7 separate regions of the Homo sapiens genome follow, and regions 1, 2, 3, 4, 6 and 7 are each linked to region 5. A link is a loop called in an ENCODE intact Hi-C map of the cell type or tissue named here. Cell type or tissue: PC-3. All regions are shown on one strand. Each heading gives the region's core, and the rest is flanking DNA. Links, peaks and the distances in the headings are about the cores only. Region 1 overlaps ARHGAP28 (Rho GTPase activating protein 28). Region 2 overlaps ARHGAP28 (Rho GTPase activating protein 28). Region 3 overlaps TMEM200C (transmembrane protein 200C). Region 4 overlaps LINC01387 (long intergenic non-protein coding RNA 1387). Region 5 holds the start of ARHGAP28 (Rho GTPase activating protein 28). Region 6 overlaps MIR3976HG (MIR3976 host gene). Region 7 overlaps ARHGAP28 (Rho GTPase activating protein 28).

Region 1 (4,382 bases), core at 116-4,115, 150 kb before region 5:
GATAAACATTACCACATTGGTTTTCCCCTGCCCCTGAGACTGTTTGCTCAGGGATCCAGCTTTTAAAACTGCTCAGGTTTTCACATCTGCAAGACAGGGAGTGATCCAACCACAGGAATGAGCTCTCCATGGTGTATGCCTACCCGCAGACACAGTGGGATGTTTTGCTGGATTTTTATGAGAAAAGCTTTTCTTTTCTAACAGTTCTTTGCTTTATTGTACTGTAGAGTTTGCCACCTCATGGAAGTAAGAAAGCAAAAGAATAAGATTCACACTGAACAGCTGGTTTTAGATGTGGATGTTAACATTACTGTAAGTGGAACTGGGTTTTGGAACTGCTGAGTGAGTATTCTAGTGGTTATAGCCATTGCTACAAATTCCTGTAAGAGCTTTCACTAAAGGGAGAGCCAAAGAATGTTTAAACCAACGAATGATGGAAATAAAGACTCATATAACATTGGCTTAGTGAATTCCACGGCTGAGAGGAGCACAACAAACTAAGGTGTTTAACCTCCAAAACAGCAGTGAGACGTTTCAACTTTTACAAACTAAAGGCAAGCAGCAGTTTTTGATGGTGAATTGATGTGCTATTTCATTTTTTCCAAACTAAAGGCAAGCAGCAGTTTTTGATGGTGAATTGATGTGCTATTTCATTGTTGTTTTTGGTTTTTTAATGTTTCCGTTTTGATTTTTAAAATTCTGGATCATGAAAAAACTCTGGAACAAACATTTTACCACAGGTACCAAGGAATACTAGGAAGGACCAAGTGATAATATCTAATAAACAACAACAAATATCTGGATCCCCGATGCTTGTGTGAACTGGGTCTAGCTAGCTTAGAACTCTACCTAGGAAGAGACAAAATGTTCGGTACCTTGACTTTAGCAGTACATCCTGAAAGTCGAAAAATTCCTTCAGATTCCAGACCTGATTCCTCAACTTTCTCAAAAAACTAGAAAGCAATGATATATTACCAGAATAAGTACCTCTATATGATCATAAACATATGAAACAGTAACAATGATGACATGAATCAATAAGTTACCAAGCATATATATATTTGCCTGGCACTTGAATGCTGTGTTAAATGTTCATAACCATCCTATGACGTCAACGTTATCCTCCGACATGCAAATGAGAAAGTAGAGATTTATAGCAGTTATACAACTTTCCCAAGATCAACCTCGTAAGTAACGGCACTGACTCAAGTTCGTGCTCTTAACCACTCTAAAATTATACATGCCTCTTAACCATTTTTAAGATCTGATTACTATAACTCTTTCTGCAGACTGATCAGTAACAAGAGATTCTAAATCTACTGTCATTGGTTGCAATCACTCTGACTAAGAAACTATAGGAATTCTAGATGTCTGATCAAGGAGTTTAGACGGGGTAAAGATTAATAGCTTTCGTGAGTTCTCAGGATGGTGATAGGTGTTAAAAAAGTAATAAACACTACCATTTATTGTGCATTGATTATGTGTAAGTTCCTATTCTCAGTCCTTTACCTGCATTAACTCATCTAATCCTCACAATAACCCTATTCTACTGCTAAGGAGACTAAGGAGAACAGTTCGATTCACTGTAATAAAGCACCTCACAGTGCTTCTCTGGAAAGGATAATAACTTGGCCAAGTTCACCCAGTAAGAAGGGGATCCAGCTTCTCTGCTATTTTCCTTTCAAGAAATGATGGTGGATGGTACCTGGAACTAAGGTAATTCTTCTAGGTATGGAGGCAAACAGACATTTAGGAAGAAGAAACATGTCTGTAAGAAAAGCCTCTCTTGTAGGAGTGGGAGAGTACTATCTTGAGGTGTCGTAGCGAGGAACACTTAACATCCAGTAGTAATAACAGCTAACATGTTGCCAATATGATATAAATCCATATTTAGTTTAACTAGCATTTATTGAGTACTTTCTATTTGCTAAGTTCTACGCTAGATTTTTGTACCTACACAGTACTATAAACTCATGTGCTGAATCGTCTTTGATTTTGATATTTTAAACTCTGTCCTTTACATACAGGACAAAGACAATGCTGGTTTCAACTCAATGAAGGAAAGAAAATCTCAGCGTCACCATGGACTCTGGATTTTGCTACTGCTCCTTTTCCCACTCCACCTCTTGCTGACTGTGTGTCTTGGCTAAGTTTTCTCACTCTTCTATCCCTCAGTTGCCTCATCAGTAAAAGGGCAGTGGTAACACCAGCCTCTTTGGGCTGCTCTGTGCTGACTAGACGTGGTATTACATAAACAGCACTGGCACAGCCCTGCCTAGGGAAGTCACCCACAGAGGGCCCGTGTGTACAAAGGTGTTGCTTGTATCCTCTGGCCATCTCGGTGCCATCTTCCTGGCTCCTATCTCCAGCCAATCAGTCACCTGACTTGAGAAGTATCTCAATTTGAGGCACTGGTAGCAAAATATAGGAAGCTAAACAAGTGATGTATGATTATCAGTGTCAGGTAAGTATATGTTTCCTTAGACAATATTTTAAAATATCATTTAAAAACTCAATTTAAAATTCCACAAAATTTGTGTTAAGGACTAGGAATTTTAATTGTGCCACTGGATGTCACTGTTGAATAAATGCACACTTAGGTAAAAACCAGTATAAATTGCTGGCTATAAAACAACATGACTTAAAAGCAAATCAGGTATTCAGCAACAATAGTCACAGAGATATTAGCATTTTATAGTTCAGATAATATCATTTTCGAAACCTCCTTCCACCAAAATTATTCTTTTTGTCTAAATGTATCCTATCTGCCCAGACACACCGGAAAATGACTGGAACATGCTGGTTTTTAGATTTTATTAAACTTGGTTTGGAAAATTGATAAAATGATTACACATATACACATTTTTAAAACCCAGCCTATGCTATATCTCAGCAAATATTTGTATGATTTATATATGCATTGGTAATAATTAATGGTCATCTTTATCTAGATAGAATAATCAAATGCACACACAAACACATTCATATGCGCAAATAACATTTGAAAAAATATTGGAAAAAAATGCAACTGTTCGTGCCCTGGGTCAGACCATCTGTGTCTGTCACCTGATGTGTTATAGGCAAACAAAATGTAACAGGCTCCAAAAGAATGCAGCAAGGCCAACTGGCCCAGGCGCCATGGGCCGTTATGCGGTGCATGGAATAAAGCTGAAAATCACCAGGGGCCTGAGTCCTAATAGGGCGATAGTGTCTTTAAATATAAAAGAAAATTCATTTGTGGGTTTACAAAGTGCCAAATCATAAGCATGAGGCTCTGTGAATTCCCCTTTCATTTGCCTGCTACTCACTTTTTGTAATACCAGGGGAACTTTCACTCCAGGGTCTTTCTTTCGGTCACCGTCCAGGAGGACTGTAAGTGGAACTCCAAAAATCCCATTGTCTTCATTGTGAGACAGTAAAGGGGGAAAAAAAAAAAGAATTAGAAAAGCATTATCTTATTCCACTGTGTCAAAGTGTTAAAGCCAGAAGCAATCAGTCTTCTTAGTTACCTCGTCCTTTTACTTTCTCTGTTTTGTTCCTTTTCAGTTGAATTCCAAAGGCATCAAAAAAGGCAGTCAATTCAATCAGAGAGAGATGGCGGATTTTCTTCATGTCTTCAGCAGACAGATCTCCTGCTTCAGTTAAGCCAAATCTGGTTTTCTGAACATTAAATTTCTAAAACACACAGTGAAGGTATTTATTTTTTATGGCAAAGGAAAATTATTATGCGTTCACTCAAATGCCACCTGGACACTCTAAATCTATGCAGTAGAACGTGTTCTTTGGAAAACATCTCTAAGGAGCATGCTGCATCCTAGAAATATGAATATGTGGTTTAGAACAATGTGCAGATCACTGCTATGCTAATTAGAAGCAAAACAGCAGTCTAAAGTATATGATAACATTGCCATTGCAACTGTGGAAACTGCCTTCTTTATAAGGAACACCCAATATTGTCAAACAACATACATGTCAGGCACCACATGGAATGCACACACCATGGCCCTTAATTGGAATAAATGTGACACACACATAACAGGAAACACACCTAGGTATATCCCAGGAGAGCTCTAAACATATGTTTTTTTTTTCCTTCTTGGGCAGTCAATCTTTAAATCAAGGTTTATCTATCCCATACTGCACACTTTAAGAGACTTTTAGTAATCTCCCAGTTTAAACTGATTATATATGCTTGCTGAGACAACAGTTATTCTACCATAAAAATTAAATTTAAATGATTCCAAATTCTTAAAAAAGCAAATACAGAGAAAGTGCAAACAATCCTACTATGATTTTGAAGACAACGATACTGACATATTCTCTATTTTCACACAAGAAACAAAAGACACTAAAACAACAACAGCAGCAAATCCTTCAACAAT
Region 2 (4,382 bases), core at 165-4,164, 160 kb before region 5:
ATTTCAAAGATTCCAAATACCTGTTGTACTTAAAACAAATTTCCTATTGTATATAGAATGATTATCCAGAGAGCAAGAGAAACTTTGATTTTTACCAACATACAGCAAAGAATGAATGTGAAATAAAGAGAGAAAAATTGGGGATGAAACTATAGAATATGATTCTATCAAATGTTCTACTATATATCAGTGGAGAAACCACTTTTCTGCTTCATTTTCCTAATATGTAAAATGACCAAATTCTATCAGATGATCTCTAAAATTCTGAAATTCTAGAACTATTTAAATTGAATTATTTTCACAAATTTAAAAACGTGAACATGCTAGAAATTTAAACCAGTGATTTCAAATTCCTCCCTGAGGACGCTCATCAGAGTTTTCTTTCCACTTCAGTACACCAGACTAATGTGAGTAGTTGAGGACCAGCAATTATAGAATCTATTTTACAAGTTACATAATGGTCTTATTGACTTATGACATTGTTCTATTTAAGCCTTCATTTTTGCCTCTTCTACTCCTAACACCTTGCCCAATGCCTGACACAGGATAGACAGTCAACATCTCTGGGATGAATGGAGTGAATGAAACTTAAATGTTTAAGAACATACCGCCCGGGCGTGGTGGCTCACACTTGTAATCCCAGCACTTTGGGAGGCTGCGGCAGGAGGATCACTTGAGCCCTGGAGTTGGAGACCAGCCTGAGCAACATGGCAAAACCCTGCCTCTGCAAAAAATGAGCTGGGTGTGGTGGCACATACCTGTAGTCCCAGCTACTTGGAAGGCTGAGATGGGAGAATCACCTGGCCCTGGGAAGTCAACGCTGCAGTGAGTTGTGATCGTGCCACTGCACTCCAGCCTGGGTGACAAAGCAAAACTCTGTCTCTCAAAAAAAAAAAAAAAACAAGATACCAAGATCTCCACTCTTTCTTGTCTTCCTCAGGAGAAGGGCAGTGGGAGCACAGAAAGGCCGTGTGTTTGCAGCATGCTCAGGTGGCTCAGTGAGCTGTCATCTCCACTTTCATTTTCCTATATGAGCCATGTCCTCTGAGCAATAAGAGCCCCAGGACAAGCTGTGAGGTGGACACGACGTACCTGAGCTGCATCTCTGTTGGCATCAGGCAGCGCCATGACCATGAGGTGTAAGGCTTGAAACTGTACTTTGACGTGAGGCCCTCCTAACAAGAAAACAGAAATAGTCATACATTTTAAATAGCCCTGATGCATCCTGACAGCATTTCTTGCTAGCATCTGGTGGCACAGGAGGGCTCCTGACAGCTTTTGGTGGTAAAGACTCAGGTTTTGTGCCCAGCAATGTAAATTTGTTCACTTGGACAGGAGCCTCTGTCCATCAACTCCCTTTTCCCATCCCATGATGCCATTGTTGAGGCAGGTGGCCAACGAGATCCTCAGAATAATTCTGGATTTGGATAGCACTTCCCTTTCAAAGTACTTTCGCAGACCTTCCCTTCCTTTAATACTATAAATAGAAGTGAAGCTCACTCAATACAAGAGAAAATAAACCTTGCTTCCATATAATGAGGCAGAAAAGTATAAGTATTAGGAACACAGATTTAGAACCAGGTTTCAAACCTGGACTACTATTTAGTCGCTGTGTGACCTGGGGCAGGTTATTTAATCCCTGTTGCATCTACTTTATTATCTGTAAAATAGGAATAGTCATTGTATCTACCTCACAGGCTGTTATGAGGATTAAATGAGTTAATACATGTAGAGTGTTTAAATCAGTACCTGTACATAGTTATCTTTCTACATATTTGCTCTTACTTTTATGATCTATGACACTTATTCTAGATCTTCCATGGACACTTAGGGAAGGTGATGACTGTAGTTGGATCTTTGGAGATTGTTGAGTATTTTCTTCCTCAGTAATGACACAAGATGGCGCCAGAGGGTTGGCATTTATACTCAGGGATTCCATCCACAGCTGGATAATCCACGACCAGCTGTGCTGAAAATTTAGAATACACCAGAGAATCTAGGCTTTCCTTTGTCCCTCTGTATTTTCTTCAAAATGGTGTCTTGGTGGGGAGTTCTTGGAGGAAAGCATTATGTTCTGGAATCTCTGGGGAGTTCTCAAGTTGAAGGAAAATCTATTTCTATTCAATGGCTGGAAGGCAGTCAGCTGCTGGTGAAGTTAACTGAGCTGTATAGCAGTGGAAACACTTGTGACAAGCTAGTAGGTTACTGGAGCTGTGCGTGCTAGAGTTCAGGAGTAGATGACAAGTGTATACAACCAAGCAATATGGGGAGAGAGGGAGGATCATATTGTTGAAGAAAAATCCATGTGTAGATTTGTGGATAACTTGTATCAAATTTATAATGACGCAGGTCCAGGATGTTACTGAAAAGAGCAAATACACATTGCTGTGAGCTTGCCTGAATAATAGAAACTTTAAGAGCAAGTCTCAGTGCAAAGCATTTAGGGGCAGACAAGACATAATGTTAGTGCATAAACTGCAGGCTGAGGACTGTCTCTAATCTTCCAACGCAATTAAAAAAAAAAAAAAACAACTCTGGGGAAGAAAAAAACAAGAGATGCAGATGTAGGCTTGGGACCACTGTGTTTCCATTAACTTCAGAGAAATTAAGAAGCTCTTTTAAGTTAAGTTTAATTTGGCAAATAATCCATTTTCATTTTACTTAGGAAACCTGGCCCAACGCTGTTTTGTGATTAATAGTTTTGTAGTTAATTCATTTAATACATCCCCGTCACAAGTATTCTCTTTCCTGAGGTCATTATTTCCCCAGAAAGTTATTAAGCATGTAATGAAAGCATCTGAGGCTTGATTGATGATGATACTAGTCCTTTAATTTTACGGTCAAGTTTGGGGCCAAGTTTGAAAAGAGAAAGTAACGACATTAGTGGAAAAGGCTCTGTGTTCTCTGAGCTCCATTTGAGGGTATTGAGAGGGACAGCTTAAACACACACACACACGCGCTTGTTCACAATCCTCCCCTTCAGAGAATCTTGTTACAACTAGAGCTTACTTAGGTGGCAAAAAGGCCATTATTTCCTGCTGGTAGCAGGCCAGAACTCTGGGTTTCCTGCAGGGTTCGCTGGTATCAAATCAACCACCTGCAATATAGTATTTTTCACTTTCAAAGTCATACGAAGGAATGTGGACTCTTTGTGAACCCTTTCAGGATATTTCTCAGAACCTCTCCCTTCAGTGAAATGTACTGGCTGTAGTCAGATAGGCAGTAATGATGATACAGCATGCAGTAAATGCTACACAGAAGATAATTGGTCTCTGAAAATTACAACGTCACACAGTGTTTCTGAAAATTACGAAGTCATACCGATTAGGTCTTTAGTGAAGTATTTGGGTAAAAGCACAAAAACTATAAAGTATGTTTTGTAACTGACAGTCAGGGAATCATTTGGCATGGTTTGAACACAAGGATTGAATATTTTGGAGGATGAAAATTAATATATTCATATACCCTTCTTAAATATGATTCTCTGAACAGATCTGGAATTAGAGGTTTGAATCCTCCTTGCATAATTCAAACTACCAAAAAACAAAAACAAATGAGTGATCCAGAGATGGAAGGTCCTAATTCTGGTATAAACTTCACCCAAATCTCTGGCTGACCCACAAACCATGCGTGTGTGGGGTAACACGGCGAAGGATTGAACAACTGAACACACAGTTGAGCTCCTGCCCAAAAGACCACTGGCAATTTGAGTCCAGTCAAGCAAACTGCCGGCTTAAAAGAGCAACAATAGTAAAAGAAACCAAACAACATTCTTTGGAGAAATACTTCAGAATCCATAGTCTCCAAAGACTATATTCATAATGTTCAGAATAAGCTTTAAATTTACTTGACATACAAAGTAACAAGGAAAGTGTAACCCATTCTCAAAGAAGACAGAGACCAACCCTGAGATAACCCAGGTGTTAGAACTGCCAACAAGGACTTTTTTTTCTTTTTTGAGACAGAGTCTTGCTCTGTCGCCCAGGCTGGAGTGCAGTGGCACGATCTCGGCTCACTATAAGCTCCACCGCCTGGGTTGACACCATTCTCCTGCCTCAGCATCCAGAGTAGTTGGGTCTACAGGTGCCCGCCACCACGCCTGGCCAATTTTTTGTATTTTTAGTAGAGACGGGGTTTCACCTTGTTAGCCAGGATAGTCTCGATCTCCTGAACTCGTGATCTGCCCACCTCAGCCTCCCAAAGTGCTGGGATTACAGGCGTGAGCCCCCACGCCTGGCCGCCAACAAGGATTTTGAAGCAGCTATTGTACCTGTGCTCAATGATGTGAAGGAAAATATGATTATAATGAATGAAAAGATAGGTCACCTCAACAGAAAAACAGAAAGTATTTTAAAAGCACCAACTGAAAATTCTAGAACTGA
Region 3 (4,382 bases), core at 283-4,282, 840 kb after region 5:
CTTGAAAAATCTTCCAATTCCTGAAGGACTGAGGGAAAGAATCTTGACAGGGAGGTCCTTAACCACTACTTTGAGTCCCTACATTTAGGTTTTACTAATGGTTGGAACTCCATTGTTCATTTCAAACCCTCATATTACCATGGAGTGTGTGGAGGAGATGGGTGGGGAGCGAGGAGAAGAAGGCATATTCTCAGATGGTTTTATCACCACATATTAGTTATTGCAATGTTTTATAACCACCTATTAGTTGTTGCAACAACGTTTCCCTTCCCTAGTGTCTACCTGGCTCCAGCCTCTGTACACGGCCTTGTTTCAGTTAGTGGATAAAGGCCCTGGGGTGGGGGGCACACACGGAGTGGGATCTGGGAGTAGGGCAGCTGCAGCGTGAGATGTCACTGCAGCCAAGCTGACACCCTCTGACTGTCTTCCTCTGCTTTGCAGCAGGAGGAGGTGGCTGAGCAGCTAGTGGGCAGTTGGCGCCCTCCCTGTGCAAGCCTCCATCCCAGAGGCTAGTCCTGCACTCCAGGAGCTCGCCATGATCGCCACCGGCGGCCTGCTAAGGATTTCCGCCAGAAAGCAGGATCCACTCCGCCCCCCAAGCCAGATACCCAAGCGCAAGCGGAAAGCCAAGAAGAGGCGCAAGAACGACGTGGTGGTGGTGAAAGGCAAGCTGAAGCTGTGCTCCATCTCAGGGCTCATCGCCCTCTGTGGGATCCTGGTGCTGCTGGTGGGCATAGCCATGGCGGTGGTGGGCTACTGGCCCAAGGCCACCGGGACCAATCGGGAGGGGGGTAAGCAGCTGCCGCCTGCGGGCAGCAGCCACCGGGTCCCAACCACGGCCAACAGCAGTAGCAGTGGCAGCAAAAACCGGTCCAGGAGCCACCCTAGGGCTCCAGGGGGTGTCAACTCCAGTTCCGCGGGCGCGCCCAGGAGCACGCCTCCAGCACGAGCCGCCTCCCCGTCCTCCTCCTCCACGTCCGTGGGCTTCTTCTTCCGCATCTTCTCTGGCTACCTGCACTCTGACAAGCTCAAGGTCTTCGGGCCCCTCATCATGGGCATCGGCATCTTCCTCTTCATCTGCGCAAACGCGGTCCTCCACGAGAACCGGGACAAGAAGACCAAAATCATCAACCTGCGGGACCTCTACTCCACCGTCATCGACGTGCACAGCCTCCGCGCCAAAGACCTGGCGGCCGCCGCGGCCGCCGCCGCGGCCGCCGCCGCCTCTTCGTCGTCGTCTGCCCCCGCCGCGGCGCCCCCCGGGGCCATACCGCTCAACGGCTTCCTCAGCTACGTGCAGTCGCGGGGCCTGGAGCTGAAGCCCGGGGGCTGCGGTGGCTCCGGGGACGCCTTCGGAGCGGCGGCGATGCTGGCCAAGGGCTCGTGGCCTCCTCACCCCGCGGCGCCGAGCGGCGGCCGCCCTCGGGGCGCCGCGTCCCCGCCGGACCTGGCCTCTTCCCCGCGCTGTCCGCGGGAGCCCCCGAGCCTGGCCGAGGCCGTGTACAGCGTCTACCGCGAGCGCTCGGGCGTGGCAGGCAGTCGCCGGGCCGCCGCTGCCACCGCCGCCGCAGCCGCTAGCAGCTGCAGCAGTCCGGCGCCCTGCAGCCCACCCGAGAGCTGGGGGCGCCAGAGCACGGCCAGCTCCTTCGTGGACTCCTCGCTGAGCGCCTTCGCGCTGCTGCCCTTGCAAGGGGGCCGCGATAGGGGCGGGGACGCGGAGGGCGCGAGCTGCAGCTGGCAGAGGCCTCCGGGGGAACGCGGCTCCCAGGAGATCCCGAGGGGCGAGCTCGACCTGAGCATGACCAACCTCCGCGGCGCAGAGGGCAGCATGCGCGGGGCGCGCCGGGAGCCGGAGGAGCCCGAGGGCGCGGTAGCGGCGCGCGCCGCCAGGGGGCAGGGCGGCCGCCTGCCCAGGACCGGCAGGTACGCGGCCTTGCGGCGCCGCAGCACCAGCGGGCTCCCGGACTACCGGGCGCCGCCGTCCCCCGAGCCCCCGCCCTCCCCGGGGAGTGCGGACCCGGACTCCAGCCCTCTGGCCAAGGCCGCCTCCCCCTCGCCACCCCTGCGGCTGGAGGGCTCGCCCCCCACCAGGCGGGACTCCGGGAGCTCCCAGTCGGATGACCCATCCAGCAGCAATAAGGGCTACACACCCCTGCGGGAGGCCGGCACCTCCACCGAGTCGGTCTTGGACGCAGTAGCTGGTCAAACGCGAGACTCTGCTGTGGCCGCCCCCGTTCTGGGTGCGGAGCAGAGCTCGCCGGAGGGTGCCAGCCAGGAGCCACCCACGGCCGAGCAACCTCAGCCGGTGCAGAGGCAGTTTACAAACAAGGAGAAACTCATCATGATTTCCAGGTCTCATGCCATAGGGGTAGAAGAAGAACTGGAAAGCACAGGCATTTAGAGAAAGGGGTGGGTTGGGGAGGAGGAAAGAGAAAATGGGAGAAACGCCCACTTGAATCAGTGCATTAACAGGTCCCTGTTTCTTTTGTGGACTGATCCGAGGACATCATTCAATATCCAAAGAGCTGCAGAATGTTATCCTTGAATTGCGTCCACAAGATTCCTGTAGATAACTCCAAGGATTTTTTTTTTTAAGCAAACTAGTCTTTTTATGTCCGATGGTGATTGTATGTTCAATGAAAACCAAATGTATTAAAAGGTCAGCAATCTAGTCCATTAGATAAAATCTTTTAATTTTCTTAGGATCAAAATAATATATTTTTGACAGTAACTGTGCACTTTACTCCGACTTTTTTTTTTAATCCCTCATTTCCCGACCCCTGTACTCTGCGCTGGTTTTGCCCACAGCTGCTTGCGAATGGCAGGCTTTTTTCTCCATTCCTTTGCGGAACATAGAAGAGTTTGTCTCAGTTCTCTTAGAATTGATGTTACTAACTGAAGTCAAAGCCAAAAGCATGAATAATTCAGGAACGAGCACTTTCCTTGCCCCACCCCACTGTGCTCACCCAATGCCCAAAAGCTTCTTCATTTTTAAACGGGTGTGTACGTTTTGCTACTAGGCTATGTGGTGGAGACTGGAGGGGACCAGGAACTAGATGGACTGTTACATTCCGAAATTTATATCAAGTACACCATGCTTTATTGAGTGTTATCACACCTGTATTGAAAATAGCATTAATATTTAAAATCTTTTTTAATAAAAGAAGTTTCCGAACAAACAGTTAAACATAATATTGCCTCATTTGCCTTGGAGCTAGCTCATCTGGTACCTCTGAAATATTTTGCTGTGACACTGCTACCAGGACTGTTGTGATCTTCCCCCAAAGTACTCAGCACCATTGTCGCATGTCCAGCGTATTTTTAAGCTTAAAATGTAGGGTAGTATTTAACATTTGGGAATTTCTCTTTCAAATAGAATGAAACGTTAAGTAAATAGTAATATGCCTATGATACTTCTCATTTACCTGCAAGTATTAATTTGCAGAGCACCAGGCTTAATATTCTCTTCCCATCCTCTTGGCTATCACTGATTATAAGTTAATGGTCTTGATCCATGGCCTACATAGACAAAAAGATAATGTTTTAATAATTTGGTAGATTGTTTACACTTGATGTCATTAAAAGTGAATTAGTTAATTTTCAAGACCAGGAGACAAGATGTCTTCATTTTGGTCTCCTTGGGCAAAGCGCTAGTCCTGTAGACAGAGTGCAGATTCCGAGCTGAGATTGGACCCAGCTGTTGGCATCTCCTAGCTGTGAGGCCTTGTACAAGTCACAAACTCTGAGTCTCAGTCATCTTTCTGTAAAATGAAGAGAACCAGACATATCTCATGGAGCTATGAGAGGAATAGAACAGGGTCAGGGTCAGAGGAGGGTTTATATGTGTGGAGTTTACCAGAACCCTTGGCCCACAGGATGTATTCAATAGATGGGGGTTATTGTAATTATTATTACCATTGTAATATATTGCTGAATGCATAGTGTAGAAGAATGGACCTTCCTTGAACTTGAGCTCAAGAAAGTCTAGTCTGAAATCTGGGATATCCACCTATTATCTGTATAACCTTAGACAAATCACTTAATCCCTCTGGGCCTCTGGTAGATGATATAATCTCTATGATCTTCAGCTCTAAAAGCCTTACTTAAATTCAGGCTCTTGTCCTGGATGTAATCATATCACATTTGTACCTACAACTTGGCAAAGAGTGAATATACGTCGTCAATTACCATTAGCTCAACATTCTGTAATACACTTTAAAAGGGCCTAATTTATTCTCAGATTGGATCTGCATTAAACCGGTAACTCACTTTAAGGCTGTAGATTAATATATTGGGCTCTTCTATAAAGCAAAAGTGAGTTTGCACTAAGGAGTGACATGCAAGTGTAATAAGACCTCAAGGTAGTGTTAAATTTCAACAGT
Region 4 (4,382 bases), core at 168-4,167, 190 kb after region 5:
TCAATAGCAATTTTACGTAAAATGTTAGGTGACATAGCATCATTTCTAACAGGCTGGAGATTTGGTCCTTAGAGGTCGTAAAAAAATAAATAAATAAAATAAATAAAACCAAGATGTGCAGGAAAAAGGAATCTAATCTAAGTAAACATTTATAAAATAAAGTACATTTTATTTTTCTATTCTTCAGGTAAGGGACTAGCAAGATGAATGGGCTTTGCTAAGGCTTTGTAAAAGCTCATCTTTACGAACTTAACTAAATAATCAGATTAAATCTCTATGTAGGCTGCTTAGGAAAATAAAAGCTTTCTCTGAAAAGATTTCACCAGCCTTTCTTCAAAGATTGCCAGGGATTGTCTCTGCTCTAATTATAATATTTACAATGCAAATTGTTGGTTGCAATGTACGTTTTTTTCATGAAATTAAAAGTAGTCATTCATATCCTCATTTACATATGTTCCTCTCCAAGACAGATAAACTCTCATTCATCTTTGGTAACAATAATATGATTTATAAATTTGAAGTTCTGACAAAAGAAATCAAAATATGCACATCAATAGAAAAGGTTTTTGGCATTGTAAGTACTTATTTAGTGTATTTCAGTTTAATAATATTTATTGAGCTTCTGGAAAGTCCCAAAAAAGATTCAAATATAGACTCAGCAGTTTCTTGGCCCAGTTGCTTAGAACCTAGAGGAGAAAGATTGGCAACATTACAGTTCAGGTGACACGCAGACTGCAGTGCAAGGAAGTCTGTCCAGTATGTTTGGAGATTGTAATAAAACAGGACTAAAATCCTAAAGACGCTCCCCAGCTTGCTGGTTTCAGATGTCAGACTGGGAGCTTCTTAACACCAAAACATCCTCTCAGATAAATTGGGATCAACCTTTAGTACCTATTAAGGGGCCAGTAAGAACGTCAAAGTTGCTTTGAGATTAAAAATGTTTTGGTGAGCAATGCATAGCCTTGTACTTGCAGCCCAATCCTATCGGGAGGAATAGCATGTGAATAACACGTGAATGTCAGGATCCTGTGAGTCTTCTATTACACACTGCCTACAATTTAAACAGCGAGTCTTGTGAGGATGGAATACTAAAATACTCAATTGAAGCAGATCCTTAAAAAATTACTTTATTTTAGCACTATGTGACTTAGAAAAAATAATGAAGCCAGTTATTTGCCTTAATTATAAGAATGTGATGAGGGGCCGCCACCAGCCAGGGGAGCCTAAGGTTTGGGTTTGTTTTTTTTTTTTCTTTTGAGTTGGAGTCTCACTCTATCTCTCAGGCTGGAGTGCAGTGGCGTGACTTCGGCTCACAGCAACCTCTGCCTCCTGGGTGCAAGCGATTCTCCTGCCTCAGCCTCCTGAGTAGCTGGGATTACAGGCACCTGCCACCATGCCTGGCTAATTTTTATATTTTTAGTAGAGACGAGGTTTCACCATTCGGCCCGGCTTCCTCTAACTCCTGATCTTAAGTGATCCGCCCACCTCTGCCTCCCAAAGTGCTGAGATTATGGGCGTGAGCCACTGAATCCAGCTTTTTTTTTCTTTTTCTTTTTTTTGTTTTAATTAGAGCTCCTAAATTATTTTCTTTTTTGAAACTTCACAATGCTTATCACAACTTCGTAATAGCGGATGCCCTTTTCTCTGCTTTTTTTTCCCCTTGGCATGCTTCCCTCATGCCTCTTGTGGTGATAGTGTCTTGCTTTGGTTCAAACATGTATTTATGGGATTGCATTCACAGATTTCATTCCATCCAAACGTAGGTAAAAATGCAGGAGTAATGTCTTTCCTTATTTTTGCCTCTGGGTGTATGATGGCCCCAAAAGAACAAAGGCAACAAAGGGCAAGTCTCAGTACAGAGCAGAAAACCCCGATAATTTGCAACAGGAAAGTGCTCCCCTGTAGGGGGCTCTGGAACCACCACTCCAGGCAGTGTGTAATTTGCAACAGGAAAGTGCTCCCCTGTAGGGGGCTCTGGAACCACCACTCCAGGCAGTGTGTAATTTGCAACAGGAAAGTGCTCCCCTGTAGGGGGCTCTGGAACCACCACTCCAGGCAGTGTGTAATTTGCAACAGGAAAGTGCTCCCCTGTAGGGGGCTCTGGAACCACCACTCCAGGCAGTGTGTAATTTGCAACAGGAAAGTGCTCCCCTGTAGGGGGCTCTGGAACCACCACTCCAGGCAGTGTGTGAGGCTGGGAACAGATGGGAAGGCAGCCGTTCGTAGCAGCCTGTGTCAGACAAGGGACACCTCCAAGTATACAATTGCTCCACTCTTCGCTAAGACCGACTACATCCTGACTTACTCCTGAAACATCTAAACCCTCATTAGAGAAACAGGAAGTTCTCATGTAGCGAAGGCCAGCACACAATGCTGCCCTTTGTCTGTTTGGAAAAATTAAAGTAATAAAATTATCCAAATCATTTCCACAGTTCCGAAGATTTGTATAAACTGCATCTGAGCCCTTTAAAAAGCAAGGCTTTGGATGAGATTTAAAGCTTCGTGATGTATTTACTCACGACACATACAGGAGGCAAATAGATACCTGCATAATTTTCAGGTGATCTAGCTTGTTTTAAGGAGACAGTGGAAAGTCTAATGCGACAAATGTTAGGTGTGTCCTTTGGAAAATTTCCCTTCACATACCAATTGCTTGACTGGGGTTTCTTTGGGAGGCAGTCAGTAATCAATTTAGCATTGAGCTCTCAGAAAATGGCAAAAGTTCTAAAGAACTAGGGCATAAACCTATTCAGGATTCAGTGCAACTTCCTCAATTGTTTTTTATTAAAAATATTTTTTAAATGCCAGCACTCACCAACTGTGCAAAGAAAAAGTCATAAAAAATAAACTCCCAACCTACAGTGTGTACAGGAAATGGTGAGATAAAAATCAATAAAAAAACAAAATCAGGTTTTGGCTTCCACGGAGTTCCACACACCAACAGTATTTGAAAATCTTTTAAAATGATGAAATCAGCAATGTCTGAGACATTCCTAAGAGTTCACTGGTTTATTGGAAACCTAGGAAAGCACATGAACAGCGGAGTACTTGTCACGTGGAGAATGTGAGGGTCGAGGTAATGTTGTAAAATGTTAAGAACTTTTACCAACTTTTGTGAACGTTTTAGAGAAATGGCAGAAACTAAGCCTTAGTGTTCTGCTTAGCTTTTCTTTCCTTCTTTTGTCCACCCTCTCCAGCCTTGGAGAAAAGCACTCTCTCTCTCTCTCTCACACACACACACACACACTCTCTCTCTCTCACACACACACACACACACACTCTCTCTCTCTCCACATGTGTAGGAAGTCCCATTTTGTATCTCCAGCCCACAAGTCTCTCCTCAGCTCATATTCAACCCTGCCCTCCGCATCACCTCAAATCTTACACAATCAGAACAGACCAATCTGCTTTTGTCACAGTCCTGCCCATTGTTAACAAATGACAACTTCATTCTTCTAACTGCTCAGGTGGAAAGCTTTGGAATCATCCTTCATTCCTTTCTTTCTCTCGAAACTCATCAGCTCTGCCTTTAAAATCGATCCTGAATCCGGCCATTTACCACCTGTGTCACAGTCACCTGGCTCGTTGCAATAGCCTTCCAACTGGTCACCCGCTTCCTCAGTTGTTGTCCTTTGATCTGTTTTCAAAACACCAGTTAGGGCCAGGAGTGGTGACTCACACCTCTAATCCCAACACTTTGGAAGGCCAAGGCAGGAGGATCACTTGAGGTCAGAGTTCAAGACCAGCTTGGGCAACGTTGCGAGACCCAGTCTCTGCAAAAAATAAAAAATAAAAAAAATTAGCCAGGTGTGGTGGCACCACCTGTGGTCTCAGCTACTCGGGAGGCTGAGGTGGGAGGATTGCTTGAGTCTGGGAGATGGAGGCTGCAGTGAACTATGATGGCACCACTGCACTCCAGCCTGGGCAACAGAAGGAGAATCTGTCCCAGAAACTAAAACAAAAAAGCCACAAAAAAAGACACCGCCAGTTAGAGTGACTTGGTTTCAATGTTAAGACAGGTCATGTCAAGCTGTTGCCCCAAATCGTCCAATATTTCCCTTCCTGCTCAGTAAGAGCCAACTTCCTTGAAATGGCCAAAGGCCCTGTGCTATCACTGGGTTCTCCGAACTCATCTCTCCTGCTTCCCTCCTCTCTCTCCTGGCTCTGGACACTCGGAACACACTAGGCTTGCCCGCGGGTTGTACTGGCTTTTCCCCCTGCCTGAGACCCACTTTGCTCCAGACAGCTCATTCCCTCCTTGCTCCTTTCTTTTGGTATCTATGTTCTCTCAAGGTGTCTAAGATGCAGAACCCACACTCTCAGCACTTTTTCATCCCCCTCCTTACTCTACTTTTCTTTGGAGCATCTACCATCATCGAATT
Region 5 (4,382 bases), core at 232-4,231:
AGTATTGATCATTAGTTAGTGAGTCAAAGGTTAATAACTTGGGCCTGATTATTTCTGTTATCAGACTTATGATTAATGGTGTCCTCTGGCTCTTTGTAAATACAGGAACCTCTTTTTGATTGCTTTTTTACTGGGAACCAAGGAATTAAGCTATTCTCTTGTGATTGGGTTGCAGGGGGCCAGGGGGTTCTGCAGCAGAGGAACAATGGTACCAAGGCTCCCATAGACAGAGTGCAGGGCAGTCACCAAAAATGCAAACTTGGAACAACGTGAATCTAATTGGCAACCTTAAGGTGAAATACTAGCTCTGACACGTAACGCTTGCTCTCATGTATTATCATTCCACAAGACCACATGCTGAGTTAATAGAACTTCTGCTTCTAGTTTGCTTTGGAAAAGGATGTAGTTTCAAATTGCCCAAATGGCACAATCTGGCTGGCGTTCTGAGACAGCTGCTGGGAATTATAGACAGGACAGCTACACTAGAACCGTTTAAGAAATGGACAAACTTGGCCCATGCTTTTCATCAAAACACACACACACACACACACACGCACACATATATATATTTATTTAGTTAGTCATAATCTGAGTACTTACAGCCAATAATTATGTTTAGAAAAGAAAATACCCTAAAGACAAATGCCAGTTTATATCTTCGAGCAGCCTTTAAAAGTATATGCACAACTCCTAAAGCTGGAAAAAAAATGTGATTTTCCCACTGTCTTTATATAAAAATGAGATTTCACTCAACCTGCTGTTTTTGAAAGAAACAACATTTTCTTTGTTAGCCAAGCCCAACATAGATCTCTTGCCAATGTACTTTGTTCTTCTCATGGATACTAGCCAAAAAGATATTCCTTGAAATAAAGTCACAATCTGTTAATTAGGAAATCAATTAAAATCACAATCAATTAAATTAGGAAACAGAAGTAATTATCGCACAACTAAAGTTAAAAGTATGAGATAAAAGAAATGATTAAAAATAAACATGATGAAAACACACCACTCAAACTGCCCCCTTGTAAAGAAAAGCACTCGTCAGTGGATCAGATAGTCACATTTACACAAATAAAACTTCCCCCAAATATGTATCAAATATCTAACCATCTCACTCATCATAATACTTTTGTCTACCCACTTAAACGTTTTTGTTTCAGTTAATGAAAGTCTCATTGGCCTTGATCTTGCATCAAATGGATGATCACTGATAGAGTAATTTAACATAGATCCTTGATTAAATCTGAAATGTACAGGATGAGATGCTTATAGACTTCTTTTGACCAAAAGGAAATATAATTGCATTGACAGCATAGAGTTGACATTAGCAGTAATCAAATAATGACACCAATGCCTTTATACAATTGAAAGGTTTTAACATGTAGAAATAAAATTGTCTTTAAAAGTCTATTGAGGTGTACTTTTTAGAGAATTTCTCAACCTAAATTTTAAACCAGGCATGCAGTTACTGAACAAGCTCTCAAAAGGAGTATTCTGAGGATTTAGGGTTATTCATTTACTGTTTTCTTTTCATGTGCTGCTTGTGTTTCATTTGGAATATTTTTTAATTTCCCGATGTTTTATAGGCAACTTTGGCCGAAATGAGGTATATATATATATATACACATGACTTATCCTCAAATCGTATCAAGAATGCAATCCTGCTGCTTGCTAATCTCTGCTAGCCAACGACTTCAGCCCAGGCTGGTGGAGCCTTCGAGCGTTTCCCACCTCCAGTCAAAGACAATGCAAAGAACCCCAGGCTCACTCATCTAGTCCACCAAAACTTGAAACAACATCCAGTGACGGCGGTCGTGCGCTCAGGCACAAGGCGCAGCTGCACGGCGAACCCCCCAAGCCCAGCGCGACTGCGCCGCCCTGGTGGGAGCGGCTCCGGGTACCTGCTGAGCGGGTGGCTGGCTGCGGCGCGGGGCGCGCAGCGCGACTCGGCGTTGGGGGGCTGGGCGCGCGCGTACGAGTGGTAGGCGGTCAGCACCACGCCGCCCGAGTCCTCCACCTCCATCGTCAGCCGCGCATGTCTCGGCGCCGGCCCCAGAACAAAGACCGGGACCAGCATGGACCGGCGCGCCGGGAGGCTGTCAGCAGCTGGGCGGCGCGGCCCGAGGTGCGACCAGCCGCTCTCTCCCGCGGCTGTCAGGGGCCCCCGGGCAGGCCCGCCCCGCCCCGGGCGCGCGAATTCGCAGACGCTGGGAACCACGCCCACGGGCTGGAGTGGGGGCGGGCATAGTGCGTGTGTGTGTGTGTGTGTGCGCGCGCGCGCGCGCGCTCCTGTGTGAGTGCCTGTTTGTGTGCCTGTGTGTGTGCGTGCGTCTGTGCCTGTCTGTGTGTGCGTGTGTACCTGTGTGTGCCTGTTTGTGTGCCTGTGTACGTGTGCACGCCTGTGTGTGTGTGCGCCTATGTGTGCGCCTGTGTTTGTGCCTGTGTGTGCGCGCCCGTGTGTCCATGTGTGTGCCTGTGTGCGCGCGCCTGTGTGTCTGTGTGTGTGCGCCTGTGTGTGCGTGCGCGCGCATGTGTCGGGAGTGCGCGGGGAGGTGTGATCCCCGCTTCTAGGAAACTGGAAACCGGCCGGGATCCTTTGGGGCTCCTGCTAGCGGCTCTAGTAAAGTTTGTTTTTCTTTGTTTCTTTTTTTTTCCTTTTCTCACTCCCCCTCCCAGCCCTCTTCCAACTGGAGGCTTATCCTGTGGCTGGGAACATTTCCTGCCTGGCTGCGAGGAGTGAGACTAAGAAACCATACCTCAGGCTGAGGAGAGAGGCCGGGTTTGATATGTGTGCTCTAGGGAAGAAAAGGAGAAAATGTGACACTCTCTCATTTAAAGCATCCACATCAAAAATTGAAGAACTGGATTACATTGCTGTTTACTTAGTCAAGTTACAATAAACTTGATTTCCTTTTGGGTCAGGTAATCCCCTTTTACAGCAAGGGAACGCTTCCCTCCCACACCCTCAGTGCGCCACTACCAGACTCTTACCTCACTCTCACATCCCTTTCCTCCTCCCAATCATGATCACATTAACAGATACCGTTTGCAGCTTGTCTGAAAATTAGACTTTATTATTATAAGCCAAATGGGTGTTATTTCCAGAAGTTACTGTTGGTGGGGGACGATGTAGGGACTGGTTCGAGGTAGATAAAAAGGGGCATCATTAGAAATCTTGAGTCTGAAGTATGTCCTTATCCACATAGGACTAATAGCACAAATGGAAAAACAACATTCTTATAGCTGATTAAAAAGTAACCAGAAGTATGCCTAGGAAGAGGCCCACGTGAATGTTTTACTCACACGGACAATGTGTTTTATCTGCTGTCTCTTCCGTGCATCTCTAGGAGCTAGACGAAGTGGAAAGACAAGTTAACCTATCCCTTACTGGAGGGCAACTTGATCATGCTACTTAACATCTCAGAATCTCTGTTGCTGCATCTGTGAAATGGGGAAAATAACGTTCATCTCGTGGGATTAAAGCAACAAGTACATATTAGGTTTTCAAGAAATGGGGGTACTCTTTGCTCTTTACATTCAACAAGAAGGGACACATTTATTTTCATTGCACTTTCAGAGGTTGGGAAAACAAGTTTTTCATCCAAAATGCTTTTTAAAAATGTTTTATTAATTAAAGGGGTGAGATAATAATGACTAAATTTGCTAACATACTTATGTGTTAGATGGTGTACATTAGCTGTTTAAACAATTCTATGAGGTAGGTAGTATTATTATCCCAATTTTATGGACAAAGAAACTTACTAAGCATGAGTGTATGGAAAAGACACATACAAAGAATGCTTTATTCTCCAAAATTTTCAGATAAAAAGAGGCATCTGTTTATTTACTGTGCTTTATGCCAATGCATAAAACTAAGACAATACCTTCTTAAAATGTGAAGTTAAAAAACCACTGTAGGTATTGATATATATATCCACAATTCTTCATCTAAAACCTTGGGAACAGATACATTTCAGAAATTATATCCACTTTTTATTTTTAAATGATAATTTGATACATGCACCATTTAATATAAAAACCCTCAGCCCAGTAAATTTGGGACAGTACTGTACATTTAAGTGTATTATTTCTGCAACAAAAAAAAAATGAATATTGACTTTGAGTAGGATAAAGTCTATAGATAGCCTCACATTTGTTCAGGTTAGGTTTATCACCCAATAAGTTTTGGCACCAAACCTCATAAAAGCTTGTAATTTTTATCTTACAGAATTTTAGAATTACCATAAGGAATTATAGTAGTGGAACTTTTTCTGCGCATGGAACATTCTTCTTTTATTTTTCTAAACTACAGACTCACAATATGAAATACCTGCAGGGTCTTTTCTTGTAACCATTTTGACCATAACACGGCCTCTAGATGC
Region 6 (4,382 bases), core at 224-4,223, 850 kb after region 5:
TAGTGTTCATGTATGTGCACACACACATGTGCATCAATGAACGAACTATTGAAACTTAAAGCAAGTCAATTTTGTAACTTACTGATTTTGAAGTCTGTGAACAAAAATAAATACTTTTGAGAATAAATCATCACATGCCATAGCAAGAAAACCTTTGCTTCAAGCAGATAATAGGACTGACAAGCTATGTATGCCATAGTTCTAATGACATAGGCTGTGACCTTAAGAAAAATTGAAAAATTCCAAAACAAAATTTATATGTCATAGAATTTGGTCATGGCCCAGGCTTAGGAAGAAACTTGATCATATTTATACTAGCAAAGCGATACATAAGACTTGATGAATTCCATGGAGAGTTTTTATATTATATTTTGGTTTTCATGTGAAATTGTTTGGATTCTCATTATGCCCACCATAATCAGAATTATCAGCCTAAGTGAAGACTGAAGTATTTTGGAGCTCTGGTCCTTGCTACATGGGTTTAATTAGACAAGAAAATGCCCTGAAAGTGAGGTGAACCAAACAAATGTCAACTTTACAGGCATTGAAATTGATTTCAAAATGTTTGCATCATTAAATTAAAATAATAACAATTCATTAGCCAATTACATTGCTCAATTTGAATATACAGGATTTTTCCTCCTAGATTCAAATTAAAAAATTCAGAGATGGTCAAAATAATTTTGAAAGAACTTACGTTTGTTCTGATGCCAGGTGGGGGTCTTCTGAGGGAGGATTTGCTATGAAGAGTGTTCCAAGAACACTCCAAGTGTAAAGCCATAAACATTCATTTGTGGAGATGTCATACACTTTAAGATAACTCGATTTTCTCTAGTTTGGTCTTCATAAAACTAGACTGTGACTTTCTCCTTGCACTCCAAAGCAGAATATAATCCTTGTTTACAAAATAAGCAAAACATACCTTTATAGCAATACACATTTTATCTTATCACACTATATTATGCCTAGGGAATTTCAATTAAATGGTACCATTAGTTTTCCCTTCAATTTTGGTTTTCTTTAGACCACAAAGTGTTCAAGGCTGGGTCTAATTGGCATAAATGTGGTGTGAATTTTACCACTAAAGAGCAAATCTGTTATTATTATTATTATTTTTGAGACGGATTCTTGCTCTGTCACCCAGGCTGGAATGCAGTGGCGTAATCTCGGCTCACTGCAACCTCTGCCTCCCGGGTTCAAGCAATTCTCCTGCCTCAGCCTCCCAAATATCTGGGATTACAGAGGCCTGCCACCACCCCCAGCTAAATTTTGTATTTTTAGTAGAGACAGGGTTTCAACATGTTGGCCGGGCTGGCCTTGAACTCCTGACCTCAGGTGATCCACCCGCCTTGACCTCCCAAAGTGCTGGGATTACAGACATGAGCCACCACACCTGGCCCAAATCTGCTGATTTAGGTTAAAAAACAACGTATCCTACTCTATCCTTATTGAAAACCTATACTGATCATTGCCCAATTTTCCCTTGAGTGTGTGCTAGAATGCTAGGGCTCTACTGAGAAATTTCAAAAACCATTTTATTTTTTTATTCATATAAATTTAAAGAGTACAAGTGCAATTTTGATACATGGATATCTTGAATAATGATGAAGTCTGAGCTTTTACTGTGTCCATCACCTGAATAATGTACCTGGTACCCATTAAGTAATTTCTCATCACCCATTCCCTCTCACCCTCCCACTCTTTCAAGTATCCAATTCAAAACTATTTTAAGTTAAGGAGTTAGTATTTAAAATATATCAATAGCCCATTTCAGACAGCTTTGTGTCAAATCACTTTCCCATGCTTTTATCCCTAGATGACTCAGTTGTCTTCACATTTTTTGTCCAGTGTAAAATTTTAGATTTCCCTGCATCTTGCTCCCCCTACTGCCAAGTAGGTGTATGTGCTCCTTAAAGTAAAAACAAATGCCACATTCCAAAGTACTTTTTGAAATGCTTTTTCTATAAAATGCATGCCCTTCCCTGTTGTCCCTGACCTCCCACCAAAATGTGAAGTGATCTGGATAATAACATTTTCTTTTTATCACCATTGCTCCCATTAATAGCATATGCTTACTCTGTATTCTTTCTGAATTCTTTTATGTAGCTAGGCTCCCATCCTGGAAATGTGAACAAATGTCGGTCGCAAGACTCACTGCCAGTTTTCTTTAACCAGAAGTACTAATGCCGGCCACACTTCTCACCACTGTTCCTTCTATTCATCAATTTCTTTAGCAAACATTTATCATAGACCTTCTAATTTTCAGACTCTGTCTTTAAGAATGAAGATATCAAAAATATGTACTTTTTGACCTTGAAATGTCATATTCTAGTAGAGGACACTGATATGTAAACAAATAATTTCAATGTGTGACATGTGGAGGAGAATTTTATGAAAATAGCATAGTCAAGAGTGTACATTTTCAGCACTGAGCTAGCTCTAAAAACTTTCTCACCTGCAAAATAGGACAAGTACCTACCTCAGCAGGTTTTTGTGAGTATTAAATGGCACAAGGCATATAAGGCCGTGTGTCTGGCATATGGTGGGTGCTCAGTAAATGCCGGCTACTATTATTACTAGTTAATAATGACATGATAATAACCAGCAATTATTTGGTTTCCAGGAGTAGGAACTATTCTCTCAATCACTCACCACTTGGAAGTTTCTTCCCCTGGTGTGATACAGAATTTTGAATCATTCAGGGTTCACTCAGAAAGCAGAGGCACTGTGAGCTCTCTATGGCACAAGGGATTTAGTTCAAGAATGGGACGTTGTCTGGTCGTAGGAGGATCTGGGGAAAGTGATGTTCCAGGAAGGAATTTGGAGTTTCGGGGGAAGTCACCAACCTGAGAAGTTAAGCACGTCCAAGCACCGAAATAAGGCTGCAAACTGAAGACACGGGGAAGCCATCGGAAGCTGTGCTTCTGTATCGCTACCATCTCTGTGGATCTGCCACCTGGAGTGAGGTGGGGGGCCTAGGGCTGCTCTTATTCCAGGTGGTCATCCTTCAGAAGAAGAGCTGGCTGCGGAGAGGGGGAGAGTAAGGACAGGCTGGAGCCCACTGGTGCCACTGCATCTGCTGTAACCTCATCGAACGCAATGACCCCCAAGGGCAACAACTGCTGTGTTACTTCCACCTTCTTCAAATTGGTCTTCTGGCTGACTCTAACTCAGAATCCTACAGAGCGGTATATTCTGAGAAAATAGGTCTAACCTAACCAAGTCCACATGGTTAAAAAACACCAGAGTCCATCTGTTGTCAGTTTGGCATCCATATGCACCTCTTTAACTATATTTAATTTCTAAATAAGGACATAAGCAACATCATGCTTCTACCTAATGTGATGTAGCTGTCTCTCACACACCTGAAAACACAGCAAAACTCTCTACAAAAAAGAGTACAAACTCAGTCTTCTTTAGTGATGCTCATTCTTGTAGCTAGTTCACCCCCAACCCTTTGCCACCCTGTAGTTTAAGTATTGAGGTATATAATCAAGTGAACTACTATTAACGTATCATAAGTTAGACAAAAGAAGAGTCAGAGCAAGGAAGAAAGAAATAAGTTTTCATATTTTCTATTCTCTTCACTTTGAGCAAGAACATTGGCTGGTTGTGATTCCCTTTCTGGCAGGTGACCTAAGCCTTCCTTCTTGAAAGGTCTGTGCCCAGAGCTGTTCTGCCTATATGGGGTTGCTGTAGTTTTTCCTTATAGGACATAGTAATTCTAACAGGCACTATCAGGTTCTCCTGCATTCGGGACAGCCTCCTTACCCACACTGTGGAGTAGCAAACCAATTTCCACTTGATAGTCAGAATAGTCACATCAGCTAGTACAGGCACTCCTTTCTTTGCCAAGATGACAATCTCAACTTCCAGTTTAATGGAACCAACACTTTGTGCTTCATGGAAGCATCCCTGTCTTTGGAACTAAGATCTTTAGACTAGCATAGCCCAGAATTGCAGCTACGGGAAGCAAAAATTTCACATACGAGTGAAATTCACTTACTAGTCATTAGAGGTAACAGTGGGAGGAATCACTTCCATTTCTACCCCTTCATCATTAGACACGTGAATCATAACTATGGGAAAGGCATCAAGGCATACTGTTTGCTGACTTGGAGAATATACCATATTCTAGAGAATGTTACCCCAGCCTGCAAAGTGTTGCCACACAGCTGGTGTTACAACTAAGCCTTCAAAAGGCCATTCCATCATTCCTTCAGGCTAGTTGTTTAGATGACTGAAACTGGTGAATTTCATGAACATGAGCCCATTGACAAACCACATTTACTGTAAAATTAGTTCTATTGGCAGAATCAGAACTATGTGGAATATCATGATGATGAAAAAGACATTCTGGAATCCACAGATGGTGGTTTTGG
Region 7 (4,382 bases), core at 105-4,104, 78 kb before region 5:
TTAAAAATATATAAAGTGAATTTCCATTTCCAACTATGACAGCAATGGGGATAAAAATTACTCTCCCACTATAAACAACTAGAAACTGGACAAATAGAGGAGGCAACCATTTTAAGATTTGACAAGAGGCAAAACAGGACTATGATGCCAGGGAGAAAGAAAACAAATTAAATTAGCCTTCTAATCAATGTAGCTTTCTACTTAGAGGAATTTCCAAAATAGAGCACATGGAAGGAGTTCCTGCACAGAGCCCAGTAGTCTCACTGAGGTGAAGAAGCAGAGATCAAAGCTCAGGAAGGCGAGTTGGCTAGAATCTTCTGGTCAGAGCACCAGAAAAAATAAAATCAATGAAGAGATATTGCTTTAGGAATTGGCATGGGGGTCCCCTTGACTCTGGCTGAATGCCCATCAGGGCTGCATGAGTTGAACCTTCTCAAGATCAGGCAAAAATTAACTTCTACACAAAGAACCACGGAGCTATAATCCAAAAGTTCCCACTGCTCATACAGAGCTAGGAAAATGTATGTACACTGGTGTGTATACTAAAAATATATATATCAAGTGGACTTATGCTTTAAACCATGACAGAGTAAGACTTCACACTTGCCAGAGTAAAGAGACATGGTCAAATACACAAGATATACAATGGAAACCTTAGAAGTCTCATGCCTTACTAAGAAGGCTAAATTTGCTCTAGCTAGAGGCTGCTCTAGAATGTAACCCCCGAAAAAATATCCACAAGAAACTGAACTAGCTGCCAAAATACAGCTGTACACTCTTTAAGGAAATACAACAAAATCTAGGACTTGACCACTTGAAATTGACAACTTCCAAAATCCAATGAAAATTACTTAATAAATGAAAAAGAAAGAAAAAGGAACAAATAATGAGAAGAAAAATCTCAATAGAAAGACACAGAGATGATGGAGTTAGCAGAAAAAATGTTAAAACAGCTATAATAAAAATACTCAAAACCTTTAAAGCTTTAAAATACAACATGAATAAGGAAAAAGAAGACATAAATGATGAAATGTCTATACATAAAAAATACAATATGTGAAATAATACCTCCAATGAGTAGAATTAACAATACATTAGATACTGGTGAATAAACAGAAACACACAGAGAAAAAAGAGTGAAAAAATAAATAAACAGAGCCCCTGTGACCAATAGGAGGATATCAGATGGCCTCATAAATGTGTCAGCTTCCAGCCGAGATGGAGTAACAGGAACCAGACTCACTTCCCACTTGAAATGAAAAACACACACACATACATACACAAAATATATGAAACGATTCTCAAGATATTGAATGTCAGGAAGCTGAAAACAGTGATCCTGGAGGAACAGGGAATAAACAAGTTGAGCCCTACAATAGCCCCAGTTTATTGCTTAGGGAGAGCTTCCAGGCCATGGGGCAGAAGCAGGGAACCCAGCTGAGCCTGAGGGTCTGAGTTTAGGAAATGGAGCTGGGAATCAAGGAAGCCCTGGAGCTCACATAACAGGATACTGGTGAAGAGAGATCTCCAAAGACAGAGAACTCTGGAGCTCCTCAGAGGAGCCCCGTCAAGCCTTCAGCTGAATAGAATCAGCAAATTCATATATGGAAACTACCCTCAGTCAGGGAAAATCACTGGAAGAATCAGATAACAGGATCCCAGTAATCACCGAGGGTCAGGAATAGTTTGTGTTCTCAGCAGCTTAAGTGGAAAAGTTCATAATTTATAAGACCATGGATAGAGTATTCAGAAGAGTTTTGCCTCTAGAGTGGGGAAAAGCTTTTTCTTAGACTAAATGCTCTGGTCTTACCTGACAAATCTTAAAAGTAAGATATGAAAGGATCAAATAGTTTTCAAGTGCCAGAACAAAGCTCAAAAATATTTATAGAACTATAAAAGTATCCAGCCCCTAATAAAAAAAAATCCACACTGCAAATTCCAATAAAAAATGACGAGGCTTGCAAATAAGCAAGAGAATATGACCCATAATGAGGAGAAAATGCAATCACTACAAATGAACCTTGTAATGACAGGTGACAGAATTAGTAGACAAGGACATGAAAACAGTTATTACAACTTTATTCTGCATGTTTAAGAAGCCAGCGAAAATACTGACATCTTAAGAAAACACAAAGAAAATTTTCTAAACACCCTAACAGAATGATGAAAACACAAAAACCACAGATTCAAGGAGTTCAATAAACTCAAAGGATAAGAAATATGAAGAAAACAACACCATGGTGCACCGTAATCAACTTATTTGAATTAGCAATAAAGAAAAAATCGTAAAATCAATTAGAGGAAAACAAACAAAAAAGCCTGTATGTACAGAGGAATAAAGAAAAGGACGCCAGCAGATGTTTTTGTCAGAAACAATACAATCTGAAAGATAGCATAACAACATCTTTTAAGTACTTGAAGAAAAACTATCAACCCAATGAAAATATCCTTTGAAAATAAAAGAGAAATAAGGTTTTTTTCAGACATAAAAATGATGAAAGATTCAGCAGCAGCAGATCTTCCCCATAAGAAATGTTACAGGAAATCCTTCAAGCAGAAGGAAAATGATACCAAATGGAAATATGAATCTATAATGAGAATGAAGAGCATAAGGAACAGTAAGTTCAAGGTTAAATATAAAATTATTTTCCGATTACTTAAATGTCCTTAAAATTGATTGTTTAAAACAAAAATAATAAAAATGCATGACAATAGCAGAAAGGCCTGCAAGGGAGAAGGAGATACAGAAGTGGACTGTTATAAAATTTTTGTCATATATATATATAACAAATAAAAATATAGTCATATTTGACTATATCACTATTCTCTTTGCATATATATATATTTCAATCTTTTTTTCTGTTTTATTTTGGAAAGTTTCTACTGCTTTTGCCTACAAATTCACTAATCTTTTTCTTGTGCTATGTCTACTATGCCATTAATCTACTCAGTTTATTTTTAACCTCAGACAATTTACTTCAAGGTAAACTGATAAAGATTATAATACATAGCTTAAAGGAATCACTAAAATAACACAACAAAGAGATGTTAAGCAAATAATTGTCAATTAAACCAAAAGAAGCCAAAAAAGAAGAAAAAGAAGAATGAAAAAAGGAAAAATAGTCAGGCACGGTGGCTCACACCTGTAATCCCAGCACTTTGGGAGGCTGAGGCAGGCGGACTGCCTGAGCTCAGGAGTTTGACACCAGCCTGGGCAACATGGTGAAACTCCGCCTCAACTAAAATACAAAAAAACAAAACAATTAGCCAGTCCTGGTGGCGTGTGCCTGTAGTCCCAGCTACTTGGGAGGCTGAGGCAGGAGAACTGCTTGAACCCGGGAGGCGGAAGTTGCAGTGAGTCAAGATCTTGCCACTGCACTCCAGCCTGGCGACAGAGTGAGACTCTGTCTCCAAAAAATTTTAAAAAAAGGAAAAATATAAAGCAAATAAAAATAATATTTAAATGCAACCACATCAATAATTACATTAAAGTATAAATGGTGTAAACCTCTCAATTAAAAAGAAAAGGTAGCCAGGCATGGTGGCTCATGCCAGTAATCCCAGCACTTAGGAGGCTGAGGTGGGTGGATCACCTGAGGTCAGGAGTTCGAGACCAGCCTGGCCAACATGGTGAAACCCCGTCTCTACTAAAAATACAAAAATTAGCCGGGCGTGGTGGCAGGCACCTGTAATCTCAGCTACTCAGGAGGCTGAGGAAGGAGAATCGTTTGAACCCGGGAGGCAGAGGTTGCAGTGAGCTGAGATCGTGCCATTGCACTCCAGCCTGGGCAACAAGAGTGAAATTCCGTTTCAAAAAAAAAAAAAAAAAAAAAAAGGCAAAGGTTATCAGACCAGATTAAAAAGCAATACAGAACAGTATGCTGGACATAAATAGCTTACAATTAAAGGATAAAAAAACCATGCCATGCTAAAACAAATCAAATGAAAGTTGTAGTGGCTATATTAATAGAGGAAAAATTTTATTATAGAGCAAAAAGACTTCTGGAGATTAAGCAAATCATTTTATAATAATCAGTAAGATCAATGAAGACGAAATAACAATCTTCAAACTTTACATATTAACAAGAGCTTCAAAACAAATACAGCAAAAACTCAGAGAACAGCCAGGAAAAATAGACAAAAACCAAAATTACAGTAAAAGATTTCAAAACCCCTCTTTCAGCTGGGCATGGTGGCATGTGCCTGATGTACCTGTAGTTCTGGCTATTCAGGAGACTGAGGCAGGAAGACAGTGTTAGCCCAGAGGTTCAAGGCCAGCCTGGGCAACATAGCAAGGCCATGTCTCTAAAAATATAAATAATAAGTAACTTTTTCTAAAAAACCCTCTTTCAATAATCTATAGAACAGGTAGATACTAAATA

The links. Hi-C counts contacts between places; a loop is a spot of excess contacts. Peaks named below come from ENCODE experiments on the same cell type or tissue, not always from the same donor. Only the 100,000 strongest peaks of a DNase experiment are listed, where the experiment ranks them.
Region 1: a loop joins it to region 5, with 5 times the contacts of the local background. A loop is called at or near these places in 34 of 110 quality-filtered maps.
Region 2: it touches region 5 in a loop (4-fold over the local background); 39 of 110 quality-filtered maps call a loop at or near these places.
Region 3: a loop joins it to region 5, with 2.6 times the contacts of the local background. A loop is called at or near these places in 4 of 110 quality-filtered maps.
Region 4: it touches region 5 in a loop (4-fold over the local background); 25 of 110 quality-filtered maps call a loop at or near these places.
Region 6: it touches region 5 in a loop (3-fold over the local background); 2 of 110 quality-filtered maps call a loop at or near these places.
Region 7: it touches region 5 in a loop (2.3-fold over the local background); 7 of 110 quality-filtered maps call a loop at or near these places.

The regions. Positions count from the first base shown.
Region 1 is chr18:6,872,702-6,877,083 of GRCh38, reverse strand. It overlaps ARHGAP28 (Rho GTPase activating protein 28), which reads right to left. Exons shown (of 18, transcript NM_001366230.1): 8 at 3,510-3,675; 9 at 3,309-3,400; 10 at 876-953. Among named protein-coding and RNA genes, the nearest start is that of LINC00668, 55 kb to the left of the region's middle. In PC-3, for the core only: a CTCF peak has its summit at 2,569 (motif pointing right); no DNase peak of the experiment used is centred there.
Region 2 is chr18:6,883,950-6,888,331 of GRCh38, reverse strand. It overlaps ARHGAP28 (Rho GTPase activating protein 28), which reads right to left. Exons shown (of 18, transcript NM_001366230.1): 12 at 1,093-1,175. Among named protein-coding and RNA genes, the nearest start is that of LINC00668, 44 kb to the left of the region's middle. In PC-3, for the core only: a CTCF peak has its summit at 1,908 (motif pointing right); a DNase peak (open chromatin) is centred at 1,901.
Region 3 is chr18:5,888,217-5,892,598 of GRCh38, reverse strand. It overlaps TMEM200C (transmembrane protein 200C), which reads left to right. Exons shown (of 2, transcript NM_001395400.1): 2 at 442-4,382. The coding sequence starts at 536. The coding sequence ends at 2,401. It overlaps MIR3976HG (MIR3976 host gene), which reads right to left. Exons shown (of 10, transcript NR_172496.1): 9 at 3,426-3,519. Among named protein-coding and RNA genes, the nearest start is that of TMEM200C, 5.1 kb to the left of the region's middle. RefSeq lists an enhancer at 772-1,299 and a silencer at 1,817-2,036. In PC-3, for the core only: a CTCF peak has its summit at 1,880 (motif pointing right); no DNase peak of the experiment used is centred there; H3K4me3 peaks cover 938 bases.
Region 4 is chr18:6,539,120-6,543,501 of GRCh38, reverse strand. All of the region lies in intron 2 of LINC01387 (long intergenic non-protein coding RNA 1387), which reads right to left. Among named protein-coding and RNA genes, the nearest start is that of LINC01387, 30 kb to the right of the region's middle. In PC-3, for the core only: CTCF peaks have their summits at 1,787 and 2,005 (motif pointing right); no DNase peak of the experiment used is centred there; H3K4me3 peaks cover 593 bases; H3K27ac peaks cover 720 bases.
Region 5 is chr18:6,727,463-6,731,844 of GRCh38, reverse strand. ARHGAP28 (Rho GTPase activating protein 28) reads right to left here and starts at 2,129. Exons shown (of 18, transcript NM_001366230.1): 1 at 1,902-2,129. The coding sequence starts at 2,023. ARHGAP28-AS1 (ARHGAP28 antisense RNA 1) reads left to right here and starts at 1,983. Exons shown (of 2, transcript NR_134645.1): 1 at 1,983-2,125; 2 at 2,677-2,918. RefSeq lists silencers at 1,827-1,926, 2,137-2,226 and an enhancer at 1,396-2,359. In PC-3, for the core only: CTCF peaks have their summits at 1,687 and 1,886; DNase peaks (open chromatin) are centred at 404, 2,054 and 2,504; H3K4me3 peaks cover 2,849 bases; H3K27ac peaks cover 2,981 bases.
Region 6 is chr18:5,877,084-5,881,465 of GRCh38, reverse strand. MIR3976HG (MIR3976 host gene) reads right to left here. Exons shown (of 10, transcript NR_172496.1): 6 at 2,847-3,023; 7 at 698-895. Among named protein-coding and RNA genes, the nearest start is that of TMEM200C, 16 kb to the left of the region's middle. In PC-3, for the core only: a CTCF peak has its summit at 1,884 (motif pointing left); a DNase peak (open chromatin) is centred at 1,865.
Region 7 is chr18:6,804,933-6,809,314 of GRCh38, reverse strand. The region is part of intron 1 of ARHGAP28 (Rho GTPase activating protein 28); the gene reads right to left. Among named protein-coding and RNA genes, the nearest start is that of ARHGAP28-AS1, 77 kb to the right of the region's middle. In PC-3, for the core only: no CTCF peak of the experiment used is centred there; no DNase peak of the experiment used is centred there.